Regions from separate parts of the Homo sapiens genome. Here region 1 is linked to region 2. Evidence: chromatin contacts called from ENCODE Hi-C or POLR2A ChIA-PET data. All regions are on one chromosome and are shown on one strand. Each heading gives the region's core, a stretch centred on a gene start or an enhancer-like site at or near the end of the contact. The rest is flanking DNA. Distances are from core to core; before and after follow the strand shown.

Evidence for each region. Hi-C counts contacts between places; a loop is a spot of excess contacts on that map. ChIA-PET counts read pairs that join two places held with the same protein, here RNA polymerase II (POLR2A). Pooled maps may share reads with other maps.
Region 1: a loop to region 2 is called in a map of endothelial cell of umbilical vein, with 6 times the contacts of the local background. The contact joins the enhancer-like site here to the promoter of LINC00472 in region 2. A Hi-C loop is called at or near these places in 28 of 168 maps with a recorded cell type or tissue (Calu3, IMR-90, MCF 10A and 14 more) and 24 of 50 pooled maps. POLR2A ChIA-PET finds 5 or more read pairs at or near these places in 8 of 52 experiments (GM12878, HEK293T, MCF 10A and 5 more).

Annotation. Positions count from the first base shown.
Region 1 is chr6:71,385,085-71,392,297 of GRCh38, forward strand. No RefSeq gene overlaps it. Among named protein-coding and RNA genes, the nearest start is that of MIR30C2, 12 kb to the left of the region's middle. Within about 2 kb of position 1,352, at least 4 of the 41 ENCODE cell types and tissues checked have a DNase peak (open chromatin) inside an H3K27ac peak, as active enhancers do; they include PC-3, PC-9, endothelial cell of umbilical vein and 1 more, where a contact is called at or near this core.
Region 2 is chr6:71,418,970-71,426,151 of GRCh38, forward strand. LINC00472 (long intergenic non-protein coding RNA 472) reads right to left here and starts at 1,776. Exons shown (of 3, transcript NR_121614.1): 1 at 1,097-1,776. It overlaps LINC01626 (long intergenic non-protein coding RNA 1626), which reads left to right and starts at 2,058. Exons shown (of 8, transcript NR_121615.1): 1 at 2,058-2,132.

The DNA of each region.
Region 1 (7,213 bases), core at 102-2,601, 34 kb before region 2:
AGACACAACTATATGCTATCCATAAGAGGTACACCATTCAACCTCAATGGCTTAAGCTTTAATCTATCTGGCTATTTTCCATTATGATAGTTTGCTTCTCATTAAAAGTGGAGTCTCCTACAATTATCCATTGTCGACTTGTGAAACAGCAACTGTCTCTATCTTGGTCATTGTGTTGCCTTATAGGTTTACAAGGTCATAATGGGCAAAAATCATGTTTACCACATTATACTACCAACTGCACACTCCTCCATGTGGGTAAGGATTATATGTACTTGGTGATGATAACATGCTTTTATCACTTAGATTTGCTTCAGAAAACACAGCTGGTACAACATGTTTACAGCTGTAATTCCATCAGTTACTGTTAAAACTGAATATTATAAATTCTCCAAATAGTTAGAAAAAGAAAATGTACTAATTAAAATGTAAAAATAGTTCTTCCATTGAATTACCTGAATAAACCACATGCTAAAACAGTTCTGGATTAATGATTAATCAGGCTTTCATAATATTAATAGCTAACATTTTTCAGTGCTTTCCATGTTCCAAGCACTGTGCAAAGTGCTAATTATCCTAACACTGCAAATAACTCCACACAGAAGAGGAAGCTGACACTTAAACTTGCTCAAACTCACCCAAGAGTTAGATCTAAACTCAGATTTACTTTTTCCAGCATCTATGTAAACATGCACAACATAGAGAAAGTATAAATGAAAGGAAGTACATTTTGGTTCTAAAAGCTTGATATTAACATTGATTGATATTTTAAAAGTAGGCAAGGCTCAGATGTATCTGACTATTCCACAGCCTCTTATGACTTCATGGGGAATTATATAGGATTTCAAGTTAATTCTCTGGGGATCATGCAATGTCTTTATCAATCCTTGTCTATCAACATTTGAATATGCAAAAATGAAATCAAGAATCTCTGCTTCCCTTCCAGGGCTATGTGATATATCTCTGAAGAAGAAATTCAAATAAAATATAGAGGTAACTACTTTTTTGTAATTAAAAATTCAAGCCGATGAATTTTTTGTTAGCATTTTGCAACTACTACATTAGCAACATTTAATATATAATATAGACAGTGTAGGCACGGCTGCAGTAAATGGAATTTTATTAGCTTCACTGCTTTTGATTTGGTGACATTGCTTAAGGTAATTTATCATAAGGAAATAAAGTGATAGAAACCAAAATGCTATATGGAAGTATTAGTCATCAAAATGAAAACAATTTTAACAGTAATTTGATACAACGTGGTATGTGGATATAATACAGTCATTTAAGTGATTAATATGATGTCTATGTATAGTATACGTTTTTTTAAAAAGCACAAACTACTACTTTCAGCATACCCACATGATTACATTTGCACAAAAATGGACAGGTACTGGGAGGTAACAGGTAAAAACCAAAATACTTGGCTTTGAATAGTAAGATTGTGAATCATTTTTGTGGGCGAATTTTTATTATGGTTTTCCCAATGTTTCAACAATTTTTACGACAAAGGAGAGGAAAGCACCTAGTCTCACAATGATGAGACTTAGATAATTGATGTAATGCTCTTTTTAAGTAGATCAAACCAAAGATGTTGGCTTGCCACACAATAACTGACTTTGCTTTTAAAACAGGAGCAAAAATGTAAAAGTTTCTCAGGTAGCTGATTATATTCAGGGAAACCTGAATAAGAGACTCTTTATATTCTAATACAACTTCTGACAATGATTTCTTTTCAGCAGCACTGAGGGTGGTTCCCTTATGCAGTTTTTTTTTTTTTTGGCTATTGTATACTAACATGATAGAATGTTTTGATGAAAAACAGGACCCAGTAGAATTAAGCAAAGAAGAAAAATGTACTGAAATTTTTACAAATCAGTATTAAAATATTTTGGTAGTTTGTTTCAATACTTAATCTTTAAGTCTTTCTAATTGTGTTTATCCACACAGATCAGATTTATCACAGATCTTTATTTTTTCCATTATATTAGATTTTGCTTCTGTTGAATAAAATAAACTTATGATGAAAAGTCTTATAAAAAAACATGTCTTTTGTTACCTTTGCAAAATCAAGACTCCGAATCCAGTCTAATCTGTCTCCTCCCAAGCAAAAAATCTTGGGGAAAAAGCTGAAATGCTATTACCTGAAAATTTATGTAAGATTGTACATTTACTTTCCAACCAGTCTGAAGGCTGAGGAGTTTGCAAGGAAAGCAAGAAAAAGTTAAAATGTCTAAACAAAAGCCTGACTGGCTCCAAATCTAGTTGCTTAATCACCAGGGCCCAAGTGGGCAGTAAGAGACATCTGTGGGGTTGAAAGCAGCAGAACTTACAAACTTCAAACATGTGTTTCCCAATCATCTCTTCTGTCTCCCCAGAGGGATAAAAATAAAGCAACATTAGTTAAATCTTGAGGAGTGAGTAGTCACCTTAGAATTAGGTCAAAAAAATGAAAGGTAAAATCAAATTAGCCATTTCTTTATCTTATTCATTGAATATTCAGAGTTTGAGGAGAGAAACTGGAGTGCCTGATTGATATGCAACTTTCAGTTAACTACAGGCTTCATTTATACTTGATATTCTGGCCTGATTCATTCTGATAAGTTGACACATTCCAATAGGGTTGCTTGTGATAAAGGTTAACGCATTGCCCTTTATGCTTATTATGCTTTCTCTACAAAGACATATTCAATAAATATTTATATTAATTTATCTTTTTGTTTTGAGACAGTTTATAGGGTCATATGAATGGAGTCAGGAGATCTATGTTTGAAGCTTGGCTCCACTTACTACTTGTGTGACCTTGAGTAGGCTATGAATTTTAGTATACTCAACTTTAAAACAGATGGTGGTGATAATAGCAACTCTGTCATTAAGATAAACCTCAAGTTTCTTATTTGACAAAATTTAATAGGTTCTTCTTTGTGTAAAAGAATTTAAGGGCTATGTACCAGCACTGTTCTAGGCTATAGAGACTCAGCAGTGAGTCCCTGATATCCTGGCATTCATGGAGTCAAATACAATTAATTAAGATATTATATAATTTCACAGGTGGTGACAACTGCTGCAAGGGGAAGTGCAGTAAGCCAAATGATCCATTTGAAGGAGAGCTATTTTAGGTGGAGGTGGTGGTCAGGTAAGGCCTTTCTTAGTAAAGTGGTATTTGACCAGAAACTAAATGAAGCAAGGGGAGGGGCGGGGTGAGTCATATGTGTATATCTGGCATCACACATCTGCCTAATTTTATTTAGGCAAGTTTCCACATATAAATGTGACATACATTTGTACAGGAAGCTACTATATAGAGAAACAGGAGTTTGAAAGAAGCCTGGGGATTAAAGAGACCAGCAGGAAATTATATAAAGAAAAAGTGGAAGAATATGTCAGTGGAGAAAAGGAAACTTTTTTCTCACATGAAGCTTCTGCAGTTGAGCACAAACACTGTGGTCTACAGGATCCCTAGAGAGTGGAAGGGAAGCTGAGTACCTAGAAGTAGGCTCCTGCAGGCAGCAAGCTCCAAGGGGTGCTTAACTATTCCTTTCTGCCAATCTTTCCTAGTGGGGCTACTCAACTTTAGGTACAAGGATAAGCTGCACTGGAAAATAGGAAAAGGAACCCAGTTAGGGTTGAATAGGGGTCTTGGGCTGATGATCTTGTTTCTTCACCCACAGTCCTTTTGAGATCTGTGCATAGGATACAATTAACTTAGAAATCAGTATAAGAGTCAGCCCAGGTGTAGTACATACCTAAATAAAGGACTTTCTGAAAATGATCAATTTCTCCCTCTGTATAAATACTGGGATAGGTGTTGCATAAGCAATTCTTTGAAAACTCTCTAAAAGAATATTAAATGTAGGCAATGTAGAAAAAAAGAAAAAAAAACTGACTCATTGTTCTCCTGGGCTTCCTCTTCACTCTGTGGCAAAGAGTCCAAATTCTTATATGGCAGTTCTAAGTTCAAAGACATTTACTTCAGATGACAGTGCCATTTTTATAGCATGTTAACCAGTTACGTGAAACAAGCTCTCGCTAGTATGTGCTTGAATTACTGGCCTGAAAAGTCTATTAGTACTAAATGTTTTAGGAAACAAGCTACTCCAAACTTCAGTTTCTTAGGGGTTATCTGTTACACAGTTCAATTAGTTAGTTTCCCAATCCATCTAGACTTCAACATTGAATTTGATTTTACAATCTCAGGGACTTGAAAAGCTTCCACTTCTGCAAATGCTATTTCCCAGCTCTAGTCTGTCTACCACTTACTCACAATTAGCTGCTTTACACTCTCACCACACCCTTCAGCCTCTCTGAGAGCCAGGCAGTAACGGCCATTTCTGGGGCTACATCTAAGTAGTTCACAGCTGTATCCTAAACTCTCAGCATAGGGTCTGGTTCAGAGTAACAACTTAATACGTATTTATTAAGTGAACAAACAAATGTCTGAAATCCTCTGTCTTGGATCAGCAATTATCGGTTATCTTTTCTGAGAAGCTTGGAGAGAAGGTGCGCAGATATTTATTTAACAAGAGTGTTAATTTTTATTTCCTCCCCTTTTTATCTGATCACTAGATGGGCAGACAGAGAAAATGTATTAGGCAAAGTCTATATGACTAAGTCTCTCAAGATGTCCACGTGGGGAAATTTAGTCTGAATCCGAATACCGTTAGGGAGATTTCACAACTGCTGCACAAATATGCTCTAAAGGAACTGATGGGCTGGGCGCGGTGGCTCACGCCTGTAATCCCAGCACTTTGGGAGGCCTAGGCGGGCAGATCATGAGATCAGGAGTTCGAGATCAGCCTGGCCAGCATGGTGAAACCCCGTCTCTACTAAAAAAACCACAAAAAATTAGCCAGGCATGGTGGCGCGCATCTGTAACCCCAGCTACTCGGGAGGCTGAGGCAGGAGAATTGCTTGAACCCAGGAGGTGGAGGTTGCAGTGAGCCAAGATTGTGCCATTGCACTCCAGACTGGGTGACAGAGGAAGACGCCATCTCAAAAAAAAAAAAAAAAAAAAAAAAAGAACTGAAGAAACTGATGATCTATAGATTATCAACCTGGAGGAGAGCGTTGAGATTCAGCCTTTACAGCTCTGACCTTCCTTGGACATTTTCTATACAATATTTTAATTTGTATTACCATCTTAAACTAGAGGAAAATAAGGTTTTCCAAATTTGACATTAAAGAAGGCAGTGCATATTTTGGAATAGTGAATCAAGATCCCCAAAAAACCTGTGACAGATTAGCACAATGGGCTAAAATTAACCTAATTAGGCAGCATTTCTAAGAAATTTCCTATGGGGGGAAAAGTGACAGTGGTAGCTTTTGTGAAGTCTTAGGGATAAATGTAAATACCTACTTCAATTCAGGTAACAGTCCAAAAAAGCACCAATTGGGGCAAAACAGCAATTCATGTGAAAAAGAAAAGAGTTCTGACACTAAGCCCAACCTGAGTAACACAGATGTCTGCCAAAAAAACAAACAAACAAAAAACAAAAAAAAGCTAATGTGGTTTTAGCCAACGTTAAGAGAATTGTGCTATCTTTAGAAATCAACCAAATATTTACGGAACTTTTACTGGCATTGTTCTAAGCACCAACAGAAAAGTGGGGAATAGAGAAGAATCAGGCATAATCCTTGCTTTTAAGGTACTATTTAGTCATAGGAAGATTAGCAATTACAAAACAACGTAATAAAAGACACAATTTGACAGTCTCAACTATCAAGGCAATGAGCCTTCAGAATTCCCAAAGCCCAACCCCCACCACCAAAAAAAAAAAAAAAAAAAAAAAAAAAAACCAGAGGGGGTTCATTATACTCCACAGGTGTAGCCCATTAACTGATGTTTGGAATCATGGCCTTAAGTCATTAATAATCTGCTGTAAATAAGGTCCATTACTCTCTTTAGAGAAACCAAGTAATAGAAATACACATTTTAGAAATTGTCTTTTTGGTTTGGTTAGTCGTTTTAGTTATAAATGAAATATAATTCATGTATCTGAAAAATTTAATTGTGGGGATAAGCTCATTCCTGAATGGGGTCAAATAAATCAGGCACTGCTGTATATAGTTAAGCATTGAAGTGTACAGGTCAATCTGTAAAGCCTAAGAAAAGAAGGAAATGAGCCTAAGAGGTCAGAGAGATGAGATATCCTGTAACAAACTACAGAGCCAAGCCAGATTTGTGGGCTTTGATTACTCTGAGGTCATGGCACAACCAAAGACTTTGGAGTGCTGATGGGAGGATGTAGTGGGGACAGCGGGGGAGGGAAGAGCTGCTGCTGCTTCTAGATAAGGCATGTGTATAATTTGTATACTTTACCAAAATACCAGCATCATGTCATTCTTTACAGCTATGGTACACTAGATACCCAACAATGGCACATTTCCTTTTCAGGTGGGGTCTCCAGTGCACTATATTTTCCCTTATTTGTACCTATGTTTGAACTTGTAACGCTAGAAAAAAAATCATGCCACCAAGTGGATGCGTGCCACCCCAAATTTGTGGCCTTTAATCTCAGTTGGCCTTCAGTGAAGCACAGAGTCTCTTCCACAGCCGACGTGTTTTTGTTTTTGCTAAATGCTTGCAGCAGCCTTTCCAAACCTCCACCTCATCCTTATTTTCATCCCCTTCAGGTGTGACCTACTTTACTTCCTACTTCATGAAGTACATTCTGTCCTCTACATTACTGCTTCCCAGATGAAATCTATTCTAACATTCACCCATCCTTTCTTCTTCACAGGAAAGACACCTCTTCTTCTGTTCTAGGCTAATTCCTTGGTCTTCACAGCTGTTGAGACTGTGGTCTTTCTCCCTTCACATTTCCAGCCTCATTTTCCTCTTCCTCCTCCTCTGCAGGCTCCTTTGAGCCACCCTCCTTGATGCCTCTTTGCAGCATCTTCCTCTGCCCACCTTTAGATGTCCTATTCCCCCATAGTCACAGATTCTTTCCATGGTTGTCTTCTCACACTGACTTGGGCAGCATATTCCACTAGCTCTTCCTGAGGGCTCCACTCTCCACACTTCCATCCTCTGCACAAGCTCTTTAGCTTTCTGGGTTGTCTGCTCCATTGATACATTTGCCCAGGATCTGCTGTGTTTCAGTATGTTCAAATTTTTCTTTTTGAACTGATTTTCACACTAAGCTCAAAAGACCTTCTCCGTCCACCCCTTCTAAAACTCTCAACAGCACCTCTACTACAGGTTCTCTCATGC
Region 2 (7,182 bases), core at 526-3,025:
GTGACGACAATATTTCAATACCATTGCCGGACTAAACCTTTAACATTAATTATTTATCAAAATTATACATGCCACTAACACATCTCAACAAAGAAGATTATGTAAGTGAGCTGCCTTGGCGTCAGTAATACTGAACACAGTAGCTATTTTCAATCCTTCATTAAAATTAGATCAAGATGTACTTGCATTATGTGTTGCTGTTCCTGTAAGGAAGACTTACATTAGTTTTAAGATTTACTTTGGGTATAAGTGACATTTTCCTCTCTTTTTTGACATTTCTTTTTCTTCTTTGTCCCCTCCTCCACTGCCCGCACCCCCCCAACCAAAAAAAGTTTTCAGTATAATACAGAAAACAAAAACACAAACACCTGCCCTGTTCACTCTCTCTTATGCATAATAAATGCTTTGTTCTCCCCCTCAACTGGATCCGGCAGGGATCGCCCGGGGGCACCTGCCACTTCACCCTCAGACTTGGCTCTCTGTCCCCACCCTGGCCCCTAGGATTCCAAATGGTGCAGCAAAATACGACAATCCTAAGGTTCGTAAAATAAGCAATGGATAGTGAAGGAAAGCCTTTAAATGTTAGTGTTTTAAAACATCAGACTTAAAAGTTACTTCTGAGTAGGCTGAAAGGTGAATCCAGGCGCATGTAAACATATCCTGGCCTATCGCTTGATAACTCGCGCACCGTGTTGAGGCCCTAGGAAAATCTCAAAAACGGAGATGTAGTCTAAAAACTGGACGACAGCATAGACCACGTTGCTGTGGCCCCACATATTACCCACGAGAAAAATCTAAGTGGTAAAGTCACTGGTCCAAGGTCAAGCTGAGCCAGTCGCAGGCAGGGCTAGTCCGCGACCTTCTAACCTTTCCATCTCCCACCCAGCCGCGCACAGGCCCTTGGTCGCGCCGGCACCCGAAGAGTTCCCACGGATACGGTTCCCAAGTCAGTGGCATGTCAGTGCCCTTCAAGCTACCGCAATTTTATTTGTTCTCCCCGCCAGCTCCATAAAGTATTAAAGGCTCTCTCCACGACTTCTTCCCAAGCCCAGGTGCCCTAAACCACTTGAGCCCACGGCGCCTAAAGCCGACTCACCCGCAGCCCGAGGTGCGGGAGCCCTCGGACGGACTCCGGCCCGCCCCGCAGTCCCCACCGGCCGCGCTGCGGCCCCGGCTGACGACGAGTCGAGAAAGTCACCCGCGATGACCGCGGACGCGAGGGGCGGGCCGCGTCGCGCCGCCCCGCGGAGGCGCCGCAAACTTTTCCCGGTTCGCAAGTTGCCGGGATCTGCGGCCGCGGACCGACTTCCTTCGCCGGCCACCGGAGGGAGGGGGCGCCCCTACCCCGGGAGGGGGCTGGGCGAGCCGGGAGACGGTCAAGTTGGGGTCGGGGGAGCGCGGGCGCTCCGCACTCTGGGGCACGCGGGGACGAGCCCGGCCGCATTGTCTGCGCGGCCTCGGAACAAGCACGGCCGGCGGTGGCACCGGCGGGCGCGGGGAGGAGTTGCCGTCCCCTTTCGCCGCCGCCGCCCACCGCGTTCTTTGTGTGTCTCTCGCCGCCCTCCAGCCGCTTCGCCGCTCGCCTGACAGCTGATGGGCTCACCGCGCCGGGTCCCGCGTCCTCTCGGCCGCAGCCGGCGGAGCCCGGCCCGGCAGGAGGAGGAGGGGAGAAGAGGAGCGTTGACAGATGCTGTCTTGGAGCGGGCACCGCCGGGGGAAAAGTCTGGACTGCCTCGGCGAGAAGCGGCCGGTAGGCAACCGGCCCCAGCCTCGCATTCGCCTCAAAGACCCCAATTGGCTAGGAGCCCTTCCCTCCGCAGCGGCTCGCGCAGCTCCGCTCTTGCGCCCCGCGCCCGGCTCAGCGGACGGACTAGCGCGCCCGGTCAAGAATCCTGGGGAACCCGCTCCGCCCCCTGGCTCCAGCGCCCTCCAATGATGTCGGCGTACAGAGGGCTGTTCCGCCCAATCAGGTGTCGGAAAGCCCAGCCAGTCCCCGGGAGTGTAGCCAATAGAAGGCGACTCCGGCAACACACCCGCCCTGATCCACTAGGAACAAACCGCTCCGAGCCCGGGTGGTGGGACCGATCCTGGAGCCCAGATCAAGCCAAGTCCGGCCAAAGCTGTGTCGCAAAGTAAGAATCTGAAGACAGGTCCGGTGCTTAAATGACTATTATTCTAAAGAGTTGAAGATGGGAACGGTGGACGCACAAAATCTTTACCCTCGGCTTAAAACGCCTTTTCTGGCAAAAGTTTGTGTATGAAAGAAAGCTGAACAAACACGTTGTAGCACTGTTTAAGTGAAGGCCTTTCCTTTTAGAACACTGCTTTACAATGCCTAATCAGCCGGCGCTCAGGTTGGTGCATTCAGAGACCCGAGCGTTTGTGTTCCTAATAAGTTTGCTAGAATGTCAGGTAACTGAAGCAGGTTAGTTTCTATCCTGCCCCAAAACACAGACTGTCACTGGCACCACCATGTTGTGGTTTTTTCCATGAATGAAAATATAAGAGTTCTGTATGTAAATCATCTTTATTGTGAACTTTATTTCTATAATAAAGTCACACAAACTATCTTTAGTGGAAGTTGGATGAAATACCGGAAAAGAAGAATGTAGAGATAGATGATAGATATGTAGGATATCTCTATCCATCTGCCACCCATCTATCTATCAAGAAAGGACTTGAGTAAAGCACTGGCTATAAACGACTGTACCTTTTGATCACAGGACCTTACAAATAATAGGCACACTAGTTATTTGTTTATTTGATTTGAATAGGATGACTCATTTGTTACTGTTCATATGAAGTTTATAAACTTCATTGAGTTGTTTACTGAAAGTGGACTACACCATGACGAAAACAGTATTTGGCAACACATATTTGCATCTTTTAAAATAAAATTACACTTATTTGTACTTCAAATAGTTACGTCAGTTTATTTCTTCGGGTAATAAACTGTGCATTTAAAAATTTTTGTACACATGTGGCATGTTCCTTCTTTATAAATTATTTTGATGACCAAATACATTTTTTAAAGGGTGATCTGTACAATGAACGGAAAGAAGAGAGAGATCTCAAACAAGAAAAATATGGCTATATTACCTCCTTGCTTTCGTGATTGAAACTCACCATGACTTACCACATTAAGTTCGGGGGATAACATGACCCCTGAAATAAAGTTTTATCAACAGATCCAGGTTCTGGATTGACCTTGAGCCAATCTCTTAATGACTAACTCTGTTACAAGAGAACAATACGCCTGGCTCTACCTGCCTCCTTGGGGTGCTGTAAGATCCCTCCAAGATAGTGTTTGTCAAGCACTTTGCTTTCTGTAAAATACTGTGCCAAGTGCAGAACAGTCTTAAATGTGTTATTATTCTCTGTTTATTATCAGAACATTAATATTTCCTCGACTGCACATTTTTTCAACTGAAGTATATTTTTGAGCCCATCAGTTTTCTCTCAAAATAGATCTGAATGAAACTCCTGCCTGTTCATTCTAGATCAAAGCAGTACTTTCAGGGTTTCTTTCTCTTTTTTAATGAAGAGGATGTTAGAAGAGAAGAATACTGAGGAAAGAATTCTGGATGGAAAACGTTCGAGAAATTTTATTCACTCTTAGTGTATTCCTCTTAGTATATTCCTCAAAAACAAGATGTATCATAATGTCCAGTTTAATACTCTGTTCATAATGTTTAAAAACTTAAGCAAGTTTCAATGTATATGCTTAAAATAAGTTAACGTATCCCATGTCTGCTAATATAGTTTTAGATGGAAGTTGTAAATGGCTGGGTCAAAGTTATACCCATAAATCAATTACTGAATTTTAAATTTTGGGGGCATTTATTGAAGATTCACTTATCACTTTTGTACTTGTCAAAGAGGAAAATAAATGTGTATTTTTAGATTCCATGTGTCATAATATGTTTACTTTTTCCCAGAATATGGAGTCTAGTACAGAAGTTTAATTACTACTTCAAACAAATGTACATATGGTAACACTAGAATGTAAAATTTGCTGAATTTAGTTGAACCAGCAGTTGTAATTTTCAGTTAATTAACTGTATGTATTTCATTTTCTGAGTGAAAATTGTGGAAGAATTTATCAATATGAATATGCATGATTTACTAAGTATAGTTAAGTCAAAACCAGTGTGTGGTAATTTCCTGATAATCGACAAGTCCATACCCATTTATTACATGGAAATGAATATTTCAGTGATTGTCTGGGTAATATTTGTGATTTCACTGTGGTGATGTTTCATTCACTAACTGATATTTTCAGTTTTTCATCAGCGATTTTCTCATCAGTTGTCCAAAATGGAACAAAAGAGCTGAAGCTATTTTAGAGAGCTGTCAGTTTTAGCACATTTTTAAATGTTTATGAGAGAAATTGACTTTGGGGTCGGTTTTAGGATTTATAAAGATGGTTTTAAAAAAATACATAGACATAGACATTGGTAAAGGTAATTAAAAAAATACATATACATCTTTTATAAGTTGCCTCACATGATCTGTGGTAATATGACTATAATATTATTTTCTCTGTATCTTTACATTTAATTTGCTATCATCTTAAGATTGCTTCATCAGTGAATATAACGAATAACTGGATTTATATCTTCTTGATTCTGATAGTTGAAATGCTTCGGAATGTCTTGTCTTGGACAAATCAGAGTTCCACGTGACTTCTCAACAAATAACCGAGTCTAATTCATTAATCTGAAAATGATGTTCTTAGGAATAATTAAATAATATCTATATAGAGAGAAGAGAAAAACGATTAGCTCTGTTTTTCTTTCTATTTCTTACATGGATGAGAGAAAAATGCCTTTGTGAATCACAACATCAGATCCCTTTAACTCTCCTTTTACAAAACTTATGTTTTGTTGATTTCTTGAACCCAACCATGTAGTTTCCTTATTGTGTGATGTATCTATGGCAGGAAACTTTTATATGCATATGGAGTAACAGAGAGAAAATTTCAGAAAACATTGGTGAGAGGCACATTAGACTCCCTTCTCCATTTTATCTTGGGTCACAGTCCCTCAGGAAAATTTCTTTTAGAGTTAAGTGTTAGGAAAAATTTTATTTTTTCTGAAATGAGATTTTTGCAGCTTCTCCTTCTTATTTCAACAACCAGGAAGCTTGGAACTAAATTTACAGCTTAATTTAGCAAGGTACGGCCTGCTTCACTGTAACTTTTTTCTTTTTTTAAATTTTAAATTTTTGTAAGTACATAGTAAGTGTATGTATTTGTGAGGTACGTGAGATATTTTGATGCAGGCATATATGTGTAATAATTCCATCAGAGTAAATGGAGTATCTACCACCTCAAGCATTAATCCTTTCTTTTGTGTTACAATCCAATTATACTCTTTAAGTTCTTTTAAAATGTACAATAAATTTTTGTTAACTTTAGTCACTCTGTTGTGCTATCAAATACTAGATTCACTCTAATTTTTAATAAACATAAGCTTTACCTTGCCATGGTTTATTACTATTCATATATGCATTATTAGCTTATATATTTGTATGTATGCATTTTATTGAAGCTCTGTAAAATACTTTCTGAAATGAGATGAAATATATATAACTAACATTCTGAGCCTCACATAAACTCTTGAGTATGAAGAGTTAAACACAACCAGAACGTGTAGAGAGAGCAATATGAAGGATACTGCTGATATTTCCTTCACAGAGAAATAGGATTCTAATTCACCAGGTATAATATCTCTAAACCTTTTCCAGAGAAGCAAGAAGAAAAATAGATGTACTTGACTGGGAAATTTTATTACATTTATTTATTTTTTTCTTTTATTTCCTTTTTGTTGTTGTTGTTGTTGTTGTTGTTGTTTGAGTCAGGTTCTCATTGTGTTGCCCAGGCTATAGAGCAGTGGCATGATCATAGCTCACGGCAACCTCAAACTCCTGGGCTCAAGCGATTCTCCTGCCTCAGTCTCCCTAGTAGCTGGGACTACAGATGCACTCCACCATGTCCTGCTTATTTTAATTTAATTTGTAGAGATGGGAGCCTTGCTATGTTGTCCAGGGTGGTCTCGAACTCCTGGCCTCAAATAATCCTCCCACCTTGGTCTCCCAATGAGCTGGGACTACAGGTGTGGGCCACCGTGCTTGGCCCAACATTTACTTTTCAAAGTTAAAGTTATTTTTAAAAGTCATCTCCTGAGTGACATATTGTCTTAGCACTGTTGCAGAACTTCATCTTATCCAACTTTTTTGTTTCATAAGATATATTTGAATTAACTAGAAGTTGTAGGTTAAAAATATCCTTTTAAAATAGAATGGTTTACACAAAGTAGATGGTAGCATCCCTCTTCCAAGCCAGAAGGTCAGCATGTAGGAGACCCTCAGTGGAGTTAGGAGGGTTTCAGTCATAAGGGATAGAAAACTCAACTCAACTTGACTTAAATATAAAAACAAATACACATTAGTGCATATAATTAAAACTATACAACCTTGATCAAGTAAAAGTAAAGGTACAGCTAGCTGACAAAGGTGGGAGAGGAAAGAAGGGGGCCAAAGAAGAAAGCTGGGTAGGGGCATCACGCCACATAGAGGGGTGCCAAATAACTGTATTGGACAAAACATGGTTTTATCCAACTTTATTAGATAACATTTATTGGACAAGAAACAGAAATTTAAGTGGCTACTTCTACATTACAACCAACAAAACTGAAAATGATAATGTAAGTATCAAAATTGGAGAAGTGTTGAAAGAAGGACTAATGTAAGACCTCATTTTACATAGGTCATTTTATATAGCTGAGGGTCAGGTAGATAAGTAAATAATAAATAACAAATATAGAAATATACTAGTTATTTCATTATTTAAAGTTCATGTTTTGTTCAAACAAAAAGTTTACGGTTTAGTTTTCTACAGGCAGAAACTAAAAGCAGAAATGGTTAAAAGGGTTTTCCTTTGGAGGAGGGGTTGTTGTAATTACATGTGAGGAGGGTTGTGGTCTTATTTGATTTTTTTTTAACCAACTGTGAAGACGGTTTTGATGAAAATTGTCAATATTACAGAAAAAAGTCTTAGCAGGAATGTATTTAAAAATAAATGTAGGGTATCCATATATATTGGGAAACCACAGTTGTATTTAGTGTAGAATAAAATGGAATTTAGGACCCAAGTAAGAATGTATATGATGGTTTTAAAAA